Linked DNA regions of Homo sapiens: regions 2 and 3 are each linked to region 1. The links are chromatin contacts, found by Hi-C or POLR2A ChIA-PET in ENCODE. All regions are on one chromosome and are shown on one strand. The core of a region is the stretch at or near the end of the contact, and the rest is flanking DNA. Distances in the headings are between cores, read along the strand shown.

Region 1 (4,578 bases), core at 865-3,364:
TATGTTCCTTGTGACAGAAGGCAAAGTTGGCATTGTCTTAACTTCCATTGTTTTCATCTTCAGGGAAAAACCCCTACACCTGGGGGTCATTCTGCCCAACTCTGCCCTCTCTGCCTCTGCTCATTGCTCTTTATAGCTTCCCTCAACACACACACACACACACACACACACACACACGTGTCTCATTAAATGAGGATTTGGGTCCCTGGCTCATAGCCTTCTCCTTCATCTTATTCCTTTTCTTACTCATAGAAGACTTTGACTTTGTGTGGACAACCCAACTATAAATCCAGCCTCACCAGGGACTATTGCTACTCTAAAATGTTAAACCCCAATATCCAATCTGACTAAAACTTATTTCCTGCTATATTGAATTCAGATTTCCTTTAATCCTGGTTCCTTAACTTCTCTCTTTTGACTCAATTAATTACCAGCTATCTAGCATGGATCCCATAATTTATCATTTCAATCATTCTCTTGCCAGTACCACCTACAACATTCTTGACCCTTTGTTCTTCTTCCTCATGTACCCTATAAATCCCTAATATCTGTCTTTTCCAGTCCAAAATCCAAGCTTCTGGGTGTTGCTGGAGACAGACCCTAATTGGGGCTATTCCCAGATATGATCTCCAGTTTCAGCTTTTTACTCTACTTGACATATTGCTTTTGAGTTTCTTTTTTTGTTGTTGTTGTTGTTGTTGTTTTAGAGACAGAGTCTTGCTCTGTTGCCCAGGCTGGAGTGCAGTGATATGCGATCTTGGCTCACTACATCCTCCATCTCCTGGGTTCAAGAGATTCTCCTACCTCAGCCTCCCGAGTAGAGTAGCTGGGATTACAGGCACCCACGACCAAGCCCAACTAATTTTTTTATTTTTAGTAGAGATGGGGTTTCACGATGTTGACCAGGGTGGTCTTGAACTCCTGACTTCAAGTGATCTGCCCACCTCAGCCTCCCAGAGTGCTGGGATTGCAGGTGTGCACCACCGCTTCCCACCTGTTTTTTTCTAATAGGCTTCCTTATTCATTTCTCACAATGGCTTTTCCAAACCTTCTCCTCAAGGATCCAAACCCATCCTTGCTTCCTCAAAGATCCAAAACCACCCTTCCTATTTACGAAGGTGGTCTCCTGTCTTAGGTGACAAGAAAATGTACCTTCTTGCCCTCGTATCTACATGCTCACCTATACCCTCACCCGACTTTTCCCTCCTCCTCACCCCATCAAAGGCAATAATGCACCTGTTTTTATTCATCTGGGCCTTTGGTCTTCCCCTTCATATTTCCCGAGACCTCGCTTTCTTCTTTCTCTTGTATTTTTTATTTTTCTATCTCTTATGTGTCCTTCTCTAAAAGTTATAAACATGCACAAAATCTTTCCATCTCAAAATATAATACCCTTTACCTGGTGTCCCCTGCAGGCCATCTTCTTTATTTATTTACTTTTGCGCCAGCGTCTTCCTCTGAAGCCCAGGCTGGGTGCGTAGCGCGATCATGGCTCACTGCAGCCTCGGACTCCCGGGCTCAAGCGATCCTCCTGCTTGGAGGATCAGATTTTTTATCCTTGCAGAAGTGATAATATGGCTTCTTCCTCATCTCCTAAACACCAGTCATCTGACATACACTGCAGATCTAAAATGGGCCTACGTGTTCTGCCCTTCCTTGCCTACCTGTTGAGCTTGCACCGCTTCTGTGAGTCTCCCCCCACCCACAAGAGATCCTTCTTCCTTCGCGCTCCACTAACCCGACATAAATGTTTATCATATAAAGTTTTCCGTTGCACTCTTGTGTTTATGTCTCCTGGCTTCTTCACCAAGCTGTGTGACAGCTGGGCCCTGTCGCCTCCTTCCTCGTATATGCAGCGACTATCGCAGAGCCGCTTAATCTTTGTTGAAGGCAGCTGCGGTTCAGCCCTGAGGGCCACGGGACGGACGCCACTCATTCAGCCCTACCGGGGGCGCTGTGGCAGCCGGCATTGGTTGCCGTGCCCTCCGCTTGTCTCGCTCAGCTCTCGAGCCACACGCCCTGGGCTCCGCCCACTCCCTGACAACATCCCTCCTGCCCATTGGGCGAGCATGGACGGGGCTGTCCAATGGAGCGAGGCGTTGGTGCGAGGAGGCGCCGCCATCTTGGGGCTGCTGGGACTCGCGTCGGTTGGCGACTCCCGGACGTAGGTAGTTTGTTGGGCCGGGTTCTGAGGCCTTGCTTCTCTTTACTTTTCCACTCTAGGCCACGATGCCGCAGTACCAGACCTGGGAGGAGTTCAGCCGCGCTGCCGAGAAGCTTTACCTCGCTGACCCTATGAAGGTAAATCGCTGGCGGGGCCGCTGCTTTGGGCCCCAGCCCAGGATGTCTTCCCGCCATCCACTCGGCCCCTGGAGCTTCCCCAGCGCTCCCAGGAGGTGCTGGGAATGAACACAAATGGACCCTGCCAAGTTAATGTTCTGCTCTCTCGTCCCCTTCTTCCCTGATCTAGCGGCCCAGTGAGGCCCTGAAGCTGGCAACAGCCAGGTTCATCTCAGCCCTAAACATTTCTGCAATCGATCTTCCCGCCCCAGTCCCTCAGCTTCCTTTATGGCTTCGGTTGTTTTACGAGTCCCTGAAGCCAGGGCTCCTCCCCCTGCAGCTTCCTGTCCTTTGTCTTGGTTCACTTTTCCTGTACCGCCTAGGCGGTAAGGGTACCTCATGTATATAAAACTGATGATGTTTTTTCTACTACCGCTCAGACATTCTTGAAAGATTCCAATTTGGAAGCATCTGTACCCCCCAGAATATTGGTTCTTAGTATTTTGGGAGTCACAGGCTTTGGGACCATAAGAATAATATTTGCACCTTTCCTCAGAAAAATGGTATAAGTAAATGTATAAGTAAATGTTTGCAAACAATTTTAAGGGATTCATGGACCTCTGAAATACATTCTTAGCCCCCACAAAAATTATAATGGAGGTGGATGTCAGAGGTTAGCTCATTATTAAAAAGCAAAGGAGTCCAAGTGATGGGAGTTTAGCATTCGGGTCTTACTTTTCGTCTCTTGAGGTTTTGGTTATTTTATTGTCATGTCTAAGAATTATTTGAAGCATCTTCGTGTTAATTAAAAGTTCTGCTTCTTTTTAGAACTCAGCATATTGAAGGGATTTTATACTGAAAACCTCAGACCTGGTTATGTATGATGCTTCTTTTGTTTTGTGTTTGTTGTAACTCAGTTATCTCTTTTATGCTGCATTCATTTCCCACTCTCGTGTTACTGACCCCAAGTTAAATTAGGTTCTGTGGGAGACACAAAGGTGAATGAGATTCCGTTCAACCCTTAAGGAGCTGGTATTATTGGAGGGTATTATAGATCCAGTGTATTGTGACTGTATCCCTCGGAGAAGAAAGAAAATTAAAAGCAGATAAAATCTCGGAAAACCGGGGCTCAGGATCTTTTTTTTTTTTTTTCAATAGTTTTATTTTTTTTGAGACGAAATCTCGCACTGTCGCCCGGACTGGAGTGCAATGGCTCAATCTCAGCTCGCTGCAACCTCCACTTCCTGGGTTCAAACGGTTCTCCTGCCTCAGCTTCCCGAGTAGCTAGGTTTACAGGCGCCTGCCACCACACCTGGCTAATTTTTTGTATTTTTAATAGAGGCGGGGTTTCACCATCTTGGCCAGGCTGGTCTGGAACTCCTGACCTCGTGATCCACCCGCGTTGGCCTCCCAAAGTGTTGGGATTACAGGTGTGAGCCACTGCGCCCAGCCCAGGGCTCAGGATTTACTGTGTGAAACTATTGATGATCATTAAGTAATATGAATTATGTTTTAAGTGTATGCAGTGAGCTGGTAACCTGTAACTCCAATGCCACATACAGTTTATAGTGCATATAAGTTTAAAGTGTGCAGCAAGAAATGTTGATAATTATGATTAAAAATAGTATTAGACCCACAGAAAGACCTAGCTAAGTAACAAGCTGTAAAACATACTTCTATTTTTTACAATAAAATGATACAATAATAAATGATGGAAATTGTATTTTTTAAATTGAGTAATTTGTTTATAACACTGGTGACTTCTGGTTGCTTCATTTGGTTAGCTTCCCTTGTTGGCAGGGTCATTTGTTTCTTCATTCAGACAATGCTACTCTGAGACCACACAGGACTTTTATCCAGAAGTACCCACAGTATAAACTAAAAATACTTGAGACAACAGTAAAGAATATATAAATTCACATCAAGAGTAACTGTACTGTAAGAATGTGATGGCAGTGGTAGGGAAAATGAAAATAATTAGAGCATCACTGTGAGCAAAGCATGTCTAGAATAGACAAGAAAGAGAATATTTCACCTCTTACCCAGTCAGAAAATTGCAGTTGGCACAGGCTGGAGTGCAGTGGCACAAATCACAGTTCGCTGCACCATTGAACTGGGCTCGAGTGATCCTCCCACCTCAGCCTCCTGAGTAGCTGAGACTACAGACATGCCACCATGCCTGCCTAATTTTTTTTTTTTTTTTTTTTTTTTTTAAAGACGGGGCTCTTGCTTTGTTGCCCAGGTTGGTCTTAAATCCTTGCCTCAGGTGATTCTCCTGCCTCAGCTTCCCAAGTAGCT
Region 2 (4,578 bases), core at 1,073-3,572, 330 kb after region 1:
CTTAACCCTCCACACAGATGTATCTACTAGGTGTCTGAAACCTAACCCGTTCAAAACTGGGCTTCTAAGAGTCCCACCCCCACCCACCAAACTAGCAAGGCCAGTTTTCTCCATCTTGATTAGTGACAACCCTTTCTTCCTGTTGCTCAGGCCAAAACCTTGAGATTTTCCCTGATTCCTCTCTCTTCTTTCTCTCTCCCACTTCATATTTGGCCTGCTGATAAATCCTGTCAGCCTTTAAAATATTTCCAGAATCCCACCCCTTCTCTTCACTTTCTCAGCCACCATCCTAGGCAGCCTCTAGGGTAATCATCTCTCCTGGGATTACCCCAAGAGCCTGCTGACTGGTCTCTTGTTTCTGCCCTTACTTCTACAATCTCCCCACCCCGCAGGGTGCTGCTTTCAAAGTCAGAGGTGTCCCTCTTCTGCTCAGAAAGAACCCTGCAGTGGCTCTCATCTGTAAGCCCAAGTCCTTACAATGGCCCACTGTCTCTTTCCAAGATCTGATCCCCCTGTCTTACCTCTCCAGCCCTAGCTTCTTATTTTCATTTTCAAAGACAGGGTCTAACTCTGCTGTCCAGGCTGGAGTACAGTGGCATGCTCATAGCTCACTGCAGCTCAAACTCCTGGGTTTGAGCCATTCTCCCACCTCAGCCTCTGAAGTGGCTGGAAATACAGGCACCACCATCATGCCTAATTTTCTTTTCTTCTTTCTTTCTTTTTTTTTTTTGAGGCAGAGTCTCACTCTGTTGCCCAGGCTGGAGTGCAGTGGCACAATCTCAGCTCACTCAACCTCCACTTCCCAGGTTCAAGCGATTCTCATGCCTCAGCCTCCTACATAGCTGGGATTACAGGCACGTGCCACCACACCCAGCTAATTTTTGTGTGTATATATATATTTTATGAGATGTAGTTCCACTCTTGTTGCCCAGGCTGGAGTGCAATTGCATGATCTCGGTTCATTGCAAACTTCGCATCCCGGGTTCAAGCGATTCTCCTGCCTCAGCCTCCTGAGTAGCTGGGATTACAGATGTGTGCCACCATGCCCAGCTAATTTTTGTATTTTTAGTAGAGACAGGGTTTCACCATGTTGGCCCGGCTGGTCTCAAACTCTTGATCTCAGGGGATCCACCCGCCTCAGCTCCCAAAGTGCTGGGACCCCCCACCGGCCTAATTTTTGTATTTTTAGTAAAGCTAAAAATACATGTTGGCCAGGCTGGTCTCCAACTCCTGGCCTCAAGTGATCCACCAGCTTCAGCCTCCCAAAGTGCTACCATTACAGGCGTAAGCCACCCTACCGGCCAGCCTGGCTAATTTTCCAAAAAAAAAAAAAAAAAAAGTATAGAGATGGGGAGGGGATGGGCTGGCTTGCGATGTTGCCCAAGCTGGTCCTGAACCCCTGGCCTCAAGTGATCCTTCCACCTTGGCCTCTCAAAGTGCTGGGATTAAAAGGCATGAGCCACTGAGGTAGGCCCCTGGCTTCCACTAGGCACCTCCTCTTCACTCTGCTCCATCCACTCTGGCCTCCCTGCTCTTCCGGGAACACAGCAGGCCGCCGGATATCTGTGTGGGTGGCTTGCTTGGTTCCCTCTGGCCTTTACTCAAAAATCACTGTAGCCTTCTCAGTGAGGCCTTTCCAGGCACCCTATCCAACACTTAACTTCTCCTACACACACATTTCATATCCTTCTTCCCTGTGGTTATTTTTTCCCCTTAGCTTGATCACTATTTAACATATTTTACATTTTACTTTGGTTGCTCTGTCTCTCCCATTACAATACAAACTCTAGGAGCGCAGGGATTTTTGTGTTTGTTTTTGCTCCGTATCCCCAGTTCCTAGAATAGTGCCTAGAATAGGACCTATTAGGCGCTCAATAACTATTTTAAATGAATGAATGGATGGCTTCCAGGTAGGGAGAACAGTTGGAACAAATGCAGCTGTTCCCTTCAGAAGCCTGAAGCCTGAGCTGGGGCGTCCGGACCGCTCCATGGGGTATGCGGTCTCCATGGGGTATGCGGTCGAGCTGGGCACTGACACTTCCCTACTTTGGAACTGTGCTATGGGCAAGATGGGAGCAGGCGCTGAATCCGTGGCGCATGGGGAAAGCGGCGGTCGGAGTGGGGCTTCCTGGCCTGTCACCTCCTCCTGAGCTGCTGCGAGGAGAGGCGCGTTGGCCTCCTGGGCCACAGCTGCCTCCCTGCCCAGGGAATCCCGGGAGATGCGAATATCGAAGAACTCTGAAAATCAAATCGCATTTCTAAACGCCAGGTGGAGATTTGTTTTGAGGTTCCTAAATGACAGATGTCCCGGCGGAGGAGCGCAGAGGAGGGCGGGCCAGTTGCGTCGGGAGAGGAGGAGCCGCAGGCTGGGAGGCGCGCGCGTCACTCGCGGGCAGGGGCTGGCTGGCCGGGCGCGCGGCCGGGCGGGGGCTGCTCCGGGGAGCGCGGGGGCGGGGGCGTGCGCGTGGCCGGGCGTGCGCGCGACCACCCGGGGCGTCCAGGCTGCCCGCGCGCGCCCAAGCCCTGCTTAAAAAAGGGAGCCCCGAGCCCGCGCCCTCCGCCCGGTGCGTCCCGCGGGACGTTCCAAGAGCAGTGCGGAGAGCGCGTGGGCCGCGGCGGAGGCCGGGCTGGGGGGCGGGTTCGCGGCAGTTCCCCCCGGCTCCCCGGCAGTTCCCCCCGGCTCCTCTGCCGCCTGGCCCGGGAGCTGCCCTTTATTTATTTATTTCAGTGGGCAAAGCGGGGTCATTTGTGTTGAGGACGCAAATCTTTCCAGGAAGTTTGTGCCTATTAATATTTCAGTTCCTGGCAGCCGCCTCGAGTGCGGGGCGGGGGAGTTCAGTGCTGCGGGGGAGGGAGGCGCCTGCAGCTGCCCTGGCCCACTGGCCTCGGCTGGCCGCTTGCGGCGAGGCCGAGGGGCAGCCCCTGGGCCTCCTGGGCGCCCCCCGACCCCCGCCACCACTGGGGAAGGCAGGGCCGGCGCGGACCCCCAGAGGCGCGCGGATCCCCAGAGGCAAGCCGACCTGCTTCCGGAGCCACGCGCGGGGCGAAAGAGGCGGCCCCGGATGCTGCGACCAGAGCGAGGGCGCCAGCTCGGGGCTTCCCGGAGCGGGGGCGGAGGAGGCAGCAGCCCGGAGAGGCTGCTTAGCCACCAGATGTCCGCGGGTGGCCCGCGCGGCGCGGGCGGAGGAAGGAAGGGCGGCTCTAGGGGCGTCCTGGCTAGTCGTCCGCGACCGCGCTCTCGGGTAGCCGGGGATGGCGGGGCCTGGGGCCCGGGGCCTTGCTGACCTTGCTCCAGCCACACAGCCGGAGGGAGCTGCAGCAGAAACTTGCCATTTTAAAGCTCGGCTACCCCTCACCACCACCTGGCAAGATTGTCATCATCTCCAATCTACAGAAGCGGAAGCCGGAGCTAAATAGCCTGCTAGAGGTCACGGTGCTGCTGCCCAACGGCGGGAGCCCGGATTTCTGACATGTCTTGCAAGAAAGAGTCCCTTGGAAGCAAATGCAATTATATTCTTCTGTGGTATCAACCAACAGAATCCCCCCACTAAGGGGAACTCAAGATACCGATGGAACTCTAGGCTGGAGCGGCGGGAGTTTGCCAGATACTCGTAATCTTCGTTCCCCAGCATAAGTGCCTGCTCACTCTTTCCAGCCAGTCACATCTGGAACACCCATCATTTTCCCAAAGAAACTATTTTTAACACCCCCAGGTGCATATTTAGATAAAGGCATTTGAAGCAGTTGACATAGCCACCTCTGGAGTGTGGGCTCCTGACAAGGACACTTCAAATGCTAACTGTCCCCAGGGGATAAATTTAAGTCGTCAAGCACACAGGGACATCACACTGTCTCTTCCTCAGTATTCTAACGTCATTGGTAGACCCTATGGCCGCCTTCCTGCGCAGGATTATCAGCCCACTGCTCAGGGACTCTGTCCAGCTCTGCATGGAAGTCACTGGCACCAGGTCATTAGCACCAGGGCCAAGACTTGGAAACCTCTGGGCAAAGGGAGGGTTTGTCTCATAAACCTTCTCACTCCAGGGTCCTCCTCCCCTTTGTAGCTCCTTCCCCATTCTACCTTTCACTGGCACACCTGTTCCTTTCACTGGCACACCTGTTCCTCCCAGGTGGCCAATGGGCCCGTAGGGAGGATATGACAGATTCTGGCATTTTAAGGTAGGACTCGCTGAGTCCCCAAGGGAGTGTGAGCAGAGCTGGCTATAGCATCTGCCTCCCTGAGATGCCAGGCTTGGTGATGCAGTGGAGGAATCTCAGCTCCCATGGCCGCAGGCAGCAGGAGACGCGTTTTGGAGGCTTAAGTCCTTGAGCATGGCTGGTCCTATGAGCCTTCCCAGCTCGGAGCCATACCCAAAGTGCCCTGCTTCTGTTTGCATTCACGCCCACGAGGGTTCAGTGAGGGAGGTCCATGAAATAAATGCCCTCTCCTCGGCTTGGGTGGGCCAGGCCCTGCCAGCTGCCTTCACTTTTGGCTGCAGAAAGCCTGCCAGGCTGCAGTGTGCAAAGGCCTGGAACAATGACTGGTAGCATCAGCTATTTTAATGCAGAGTTAGGCAC
Region 3 (4,578 bases), core at 989-3,488, 310 kb after region 1:
AGCCTAACAAATATTCTTAACTGCAGTTACGTAGAGTATGTTCTTCAATCACAATGGAATTAAGATAAAATTAATAGAAAAATACAACTAGAAACAGACCAGCTGCCTGAACATAAAACAACTAAATAATTCATAGTTAAAGAAAACAATAAAATACGGATTTTTTGAGCCCAGGAGTTTCAGTCCTCCCTGGGCAACATACTCTAAAACAAAACCCAAACAAAAAATTTTAAAAAGAAATACCACATAACCATCAAAAAGACTGAGGCAGGGCTGAGCATGGTGGCTCATGCCTGTAATCCCAGCACTGTGGAGGGCGAAGCAGGCGGATTGCTTGAGCCCAGGAGTTCCAGAACAACTTGGGGCAGCATAGCAGAACCCATCTCTACAAAAAATACAAAAATTAGCCAGGTGTGCTGCTGCGCGCCTGTAGTCCCAGCTGTTCAAGAGGCTGAGGTGAGAGGATCGCCTGAACCCGGGGAGGTTGAGGCTGCAGTGAGCTGTGACCGCGTCACTGCACTCCAGCCTGGGTGACAGAGTGACACCCTGTCTCAAAAAAAAAAAAAAAAAAAAAAGGGCCGGGCGCAGTGGCTCACACTGTAATCTCAGCACTTTGGAGGCCGAGGGGGGCGGATCACAAGGTCAAGAGATTGAGACCATCCTGGCTAACACGGTGAAACCCCGTGTCTACTAAAAATACAAAAAATTAGCTGGGCGTGGTGGCGGGCGCCTGTAGTCTCAGCTACTCGGGAGGCTGAGGTAGGAGAATCGCTTGAACCCGGGAGGCGGAAATTGCGGTGAGCCGAGATCGCGCCATTGCACTCTAGCTTGGGCAACAAGAGCGAAACTCAGTCTCAAAAAAAAAAAAAAAAAAAAGGCCGATCCAATTTGTTAAATGTGTGTATGTATGTATTTTTAGTTTTTGAGACGGAGTTGCTCTGTTGTCCAGGCTGGAGTGCAGTGGCACAATCTTGGCTCACTGCAACTTCTGCCTCCCGGGTTCAAGTGATTCTCGTGCCTCAGCCTCCCGAGTGGCTGGGACCACAGGTGCGTGTCACCACGCCTGGCTAATTTTTGTATGTTTAGTAGAGACAGGGTTTCGCCATGTTGGCCAGGCTGGTCCCAAACGCCTGATCTCAGGTGATCCGCCCGCCTCATCCTCCCAAAGTGCTGGGATTACAGGCGTGAGCCACCACGCCCGGCCAGTTTCAAACATTTGCAAGGTCTATATGTTGTATATGAATTAGTAAAAGAAACATTACACATCAAACCTGTGATTTCGTATAACACCTCTAAATTTGAGTCAATTAAAACATCGTAATAATAAGAGTTCAGTTTTACAATTAGTGCTGGCAAGGCAAAAATAACGAAAGTGGTAGGAGGTCCGGGGATTATGTGAGAGAACGCATGACAAATGTTTAGCACAGAGCCGGGCACACACAGTGAGGGCTCAATTCACGGTGGATTTTATTTGGTCATCATCATCACATTTGGAGCTGAAATAGAACAGTTCTGATTCCAAGTGAAGGGGAGGTAGAGTGGAGGGGGTGGGGAGGGCTAGCTTGGATTTCTGCTAAGATGTCACAGCCTCGGATACCCTCAAGGCATGCCATGCCCGGGCTTAGCTGGGTGAGGGGCCTGTGAAGCTTGTTGGTGTGTAAGAGACCTCGGTGGCATCACTGTCAGCGCAGCCGAAGCCACCACGCTAGCTCCAGACTGGTCAGCAGATGGCCGCGCACCAGGCCCTTCCTGCGGCCCGGGCGACTCGTCTCTTAGTGGAGGAAGTAGCCGGCCCCGGACACACTCCTGAGGAGCGCTGCCCGCAGTCTCGGGAAACGGGGCGTGGGGCCAGCTGCTCCTTCCAACTCCTCCTCGGGGGCAGCATGAGGGAGGGTCGCTGTCAGGGCCTCGAGGACTAAGGGTTCAGGGTGCCCGCCGCTCGTCCCCTCCCCCCTCCCCCCCAGGTCGTGGAGGCCGGTCCCCAGCATCTCTCCAGCGTCCCCACTGTCGTGGCTCCGGGGCGGGCTTCTCCCTTTTCAGGCATTTCTGAAATCGCCGCCTCACCCGGGCTCTCTTCCTCCGGCTCGCCCTCCCCAGCCCCAGGTGCCAGAGAGAACTTTCCCCAAAACGCGAAACTGATCCTTTCAGACGCCTCGCGTTCGCCCAACAGCACCTCTAGCCTCGGTCGTTGTCACGTGACGCGGCCCCAAGGCCCAGGCCACGCCCCCGGAGCTCGCCACGCCCACCGGGTCCGCCCCCACGCGGCCGCCTGCACAGGGGGTTCCAGCCACCCGCGCTCTCCCAGGTTTGCCGACCTTACGGGCCCTTCTCCGCCAGCCCTGGCTGGGTCACCCCCACGACCCGGGACTCCCCCGCCGTTCCCTCCCGGGCTGCCTGCAGTGAGGTCCGCTCCTGAGGCCTCAGCCTCGCCGGGGGTAGGGCCCTCTCCCGCCGTCGCCGCAGCTCCTTTCCGTCCCGGGGCCTGGGGGGCACCGTCCCACGGGTGAGGGCCGCCTCCAGCGCCTGGCCCAGCCATGCGAACGCCTGGAGCCCGCGAGCTGCAGCTGCGGCCCTGAAGGTGCCGCATATCCTGCCGAGTGGGTGAAGCGTGGCACTTTGGAAAACAAATCGGGTTAGTGCTCAGCAGCCTCCGGGCCGATGGGTGGGGATGTCATACTATGAACTGAGAGCCCGCGAGCTGGAAAAAACAGTGCCAGTCCTGCCCGCGCGTCGCGGGACTCAGTAATTCCCGGCTCCGCAGCGCTCGAGCCTGTTCTCCGCAGCTTCATACCCTCTGCCCCGCGAAAGTGACCTCAGGGGCCGGGCGTGTTGGCTCACGCCTGTAATCCAGCACTTTGGGAGGTCAAGGCGGGCGGCTCAGTTGAGGCCAGGAGTTCGAGACCAGCCTGGCCAACAGGGCGAAAACCCATCTCTACTAAAAATACAAAAATTAGCCAGACGTGGTGGCGCACACCTGTAACCCCCAGCTACTCAGGAGGCTGAGGCAGGAAAATCACTTGAACCCGGGAGGCGGAGGTTGCAGTGAGCCGAGATCACACCACTGCACTCCAGCGTGGGTGACAGAGCGAGACTCCGTCTCAAAAAAGAAAGAAAGAAAAAGAAAAGAAAAAAGTGAGGCCGGGCACAGTGGCTCACGCCTATAATCCCAGCAATTTGGGAGGCCTAGGCAGGTGGATCACGAGGTCAGAAGTTCAAGACGAGCCTGGCCAAGATGGTGAAACCCCGTCTCTACTAAAAATTCAAAAATTAGCCGGGCATGGCTGGGCGCAGTGGTTCACACCTGTAATCCTAGCACTTCAGGAGGCCAAGGCAGGTGGATCACTTGAGGTCAGGAGTTCGAGACCAGCCTGGCCAACATGGTGAAAACCCATCTCACTAAAAATACAAAAATTAGCCGGGCTTGGTGGCAGGCGCCTATAATCCCAGCTACTTGGGAGGCTGAGGGAAGAGAATCACTTGAACCGTGGAGGCAGAGGTTGCAGTGAGCCGAGATCTCACCACTGCACTCCAGCCTGGGCGACAAAGCGAGACCCTGTCTCAAACAAAACAAAATAATAAAATAAAATAAAAATTAGCCAGGTGTGGTGGTGTGTGTCTGTAGTCCTAGCTACTTGGGTGGCTGAGCTGGGAGGATCACCTGCTCAAGAGTTTGAGGCTACAGTGAGCTGAGATCACACCACTGCACTCCAACCTGGGTGACAGAGCGAGATCCTGCCTTAAAAACAAACAAGGGCTGGGCACAGTGGCTCACCCCTGTGATCCCAGCACTTTTGGAGGCCAAGGTGGGCGGATCACCTGAGGTCAGGAGTTCAAGACCAGCCTGGCCACCATGGTGAAAACCCGTCTCTACTAAAAATACAAAAATTAGCCAGGCGTGGTGGCAGGTGCCTGTAATCTTAGCTACTTGGCAGGCTGAGGCAGGAGAATTGCTTGAACTGGGGAGGCAGAGGTTGCAGTGAGCCGAGATCGCACCATTGCACCCCAGTCTGGGCAAAAAGAGTGAAACTCTATCTCAGAAAAAAAAAGAAAAGAAAAGAAAGAAAAAAGAAAAAGAAGGCTAGGCGCGGTGGCTCACGCCTGTAATCCCAGCACTTTGGGAGGCCGAGGCGGGCGGATCACGAGGTCAGGAGATCAAGACCATCCTGGCAAACAAGGTGAAACCCCGTCTCTACTAAAAATACAAAAAATTAGCCGGGCGTGGTGGCGGGCACCTGTAGTCCCAGCTACTCCGGAGGCTGAGGCAGGAGAATGGCCTGAACGCGGGAGGCGGAGCTTGCAGTGAGCCGAGATTGCGCCACTGCACTCCAGCCTGGGCAACAGAGCAAAACTCCGTCTCAAAAAAAAAAAAGAAAAGAAAAGAAAAAGAAAAACAACAAAAAAATCAGTTTGTTCCATGGGCAGTAGGCCATTGCTGCTCATCTTTTGATCAGAAGCAGTACTGAGTGGAGTATTAGGATGGTGAGGAAGGCATTCTGTTAATCCATGCATGGTGGTGCTGGCAGAAACAAGATGAACAGGCAAAGCAAATCCAGAATATGTGTATAATGTCCTTTCCAT

The links. Hi-C counts contacts between places; a loop is a spot of excess contacts on that map. ChIA-PET counts read pairs that join two places held with the same protein, here RNA polymerase II (POLR2A). Pooled maps may share reads with other maps.
Region 2: a map of GM12878 shows a loop between it and region 1 (4-fold over the local background). The contact joins the enhancer-like site here to the promoter of SRP9 in region 1. A Hi-C loop is called at or near these places in 1 of 168 maps with a recorded cell type or tissue (GM12878), 16 of 37 single-sample maps with no recorded cell type and 13 of 50 pooled maps. POLR2A ChIA-PET finds 5 or more read pairs at or near these places in 4 of 52 experiments (HEK293, T-cell, activated B cell and 1 more).
Region 3: a loop to region 1 is called in a pooled map, with 4 times the contacts of the local background. The contact joins the promoter of LINC01703 here to the promoter of SRP9 in region 1. A Hi-C loop is called at or near these places in 5 of 50 pooled maps. POLR2A ChIA-PET finds 5 or more read pairs at or near these places in 5 of 52 experiments (CD4-positive, alpha-beta memory T cell, K562, activated CD4-positive, alpha-beta memory T cell and 2 more).

The regions. Positions count from the first base shown.
Region 1 is chr1:225,775,712-225,780,289 of GRCh38, forward strand. SRP9 (signal recognition particle 9) reads left to right here and starts at 2,115. Exons shown (of 3, transcript NM_003133.6): 1 at 2,115-2,301. The coding sequence starts at 2,230. RefSeq lists enhancers at 1,108-1,868, 1,615-1,834, 2,085-2,454.
Region 2 is chr1:226,107,614-226,112,191 of GRCh38, forward strand. No RefSeq gene overlaps it. Among named protein-coding and RNA genes, the nearest start is that of LINC01703, 26 kb to the left of the region's middle. RefSeq lists silencers at 652-846, 2,394-2,493, 2,574-3,033, 3,414-3,463 and an enhancer at 3,882-4,389. Within about 2 kb of position 2,323, at least 39 of the 41 ENCODE cell types and tissues checked have a DNase peak (open chromatin) inside an H3K27ac peak, as active enhancers do; they include GM12878, where a contact is called at or near this core.
Region 3 is chr1:226,081,337-226,085,914 of GRCh38, forward strand. It overlaps LINC01703 (long intergenic non-protein coding RNA 1703), which reads left to right and starts at 2,239. Exons shown (of 4, transcript NR_146920.1): 1 at 2,239-2,632. RefSeq lists an enhancer at 1,218-2,085 and silencers at 1,900-1,949, 2,060-2,639.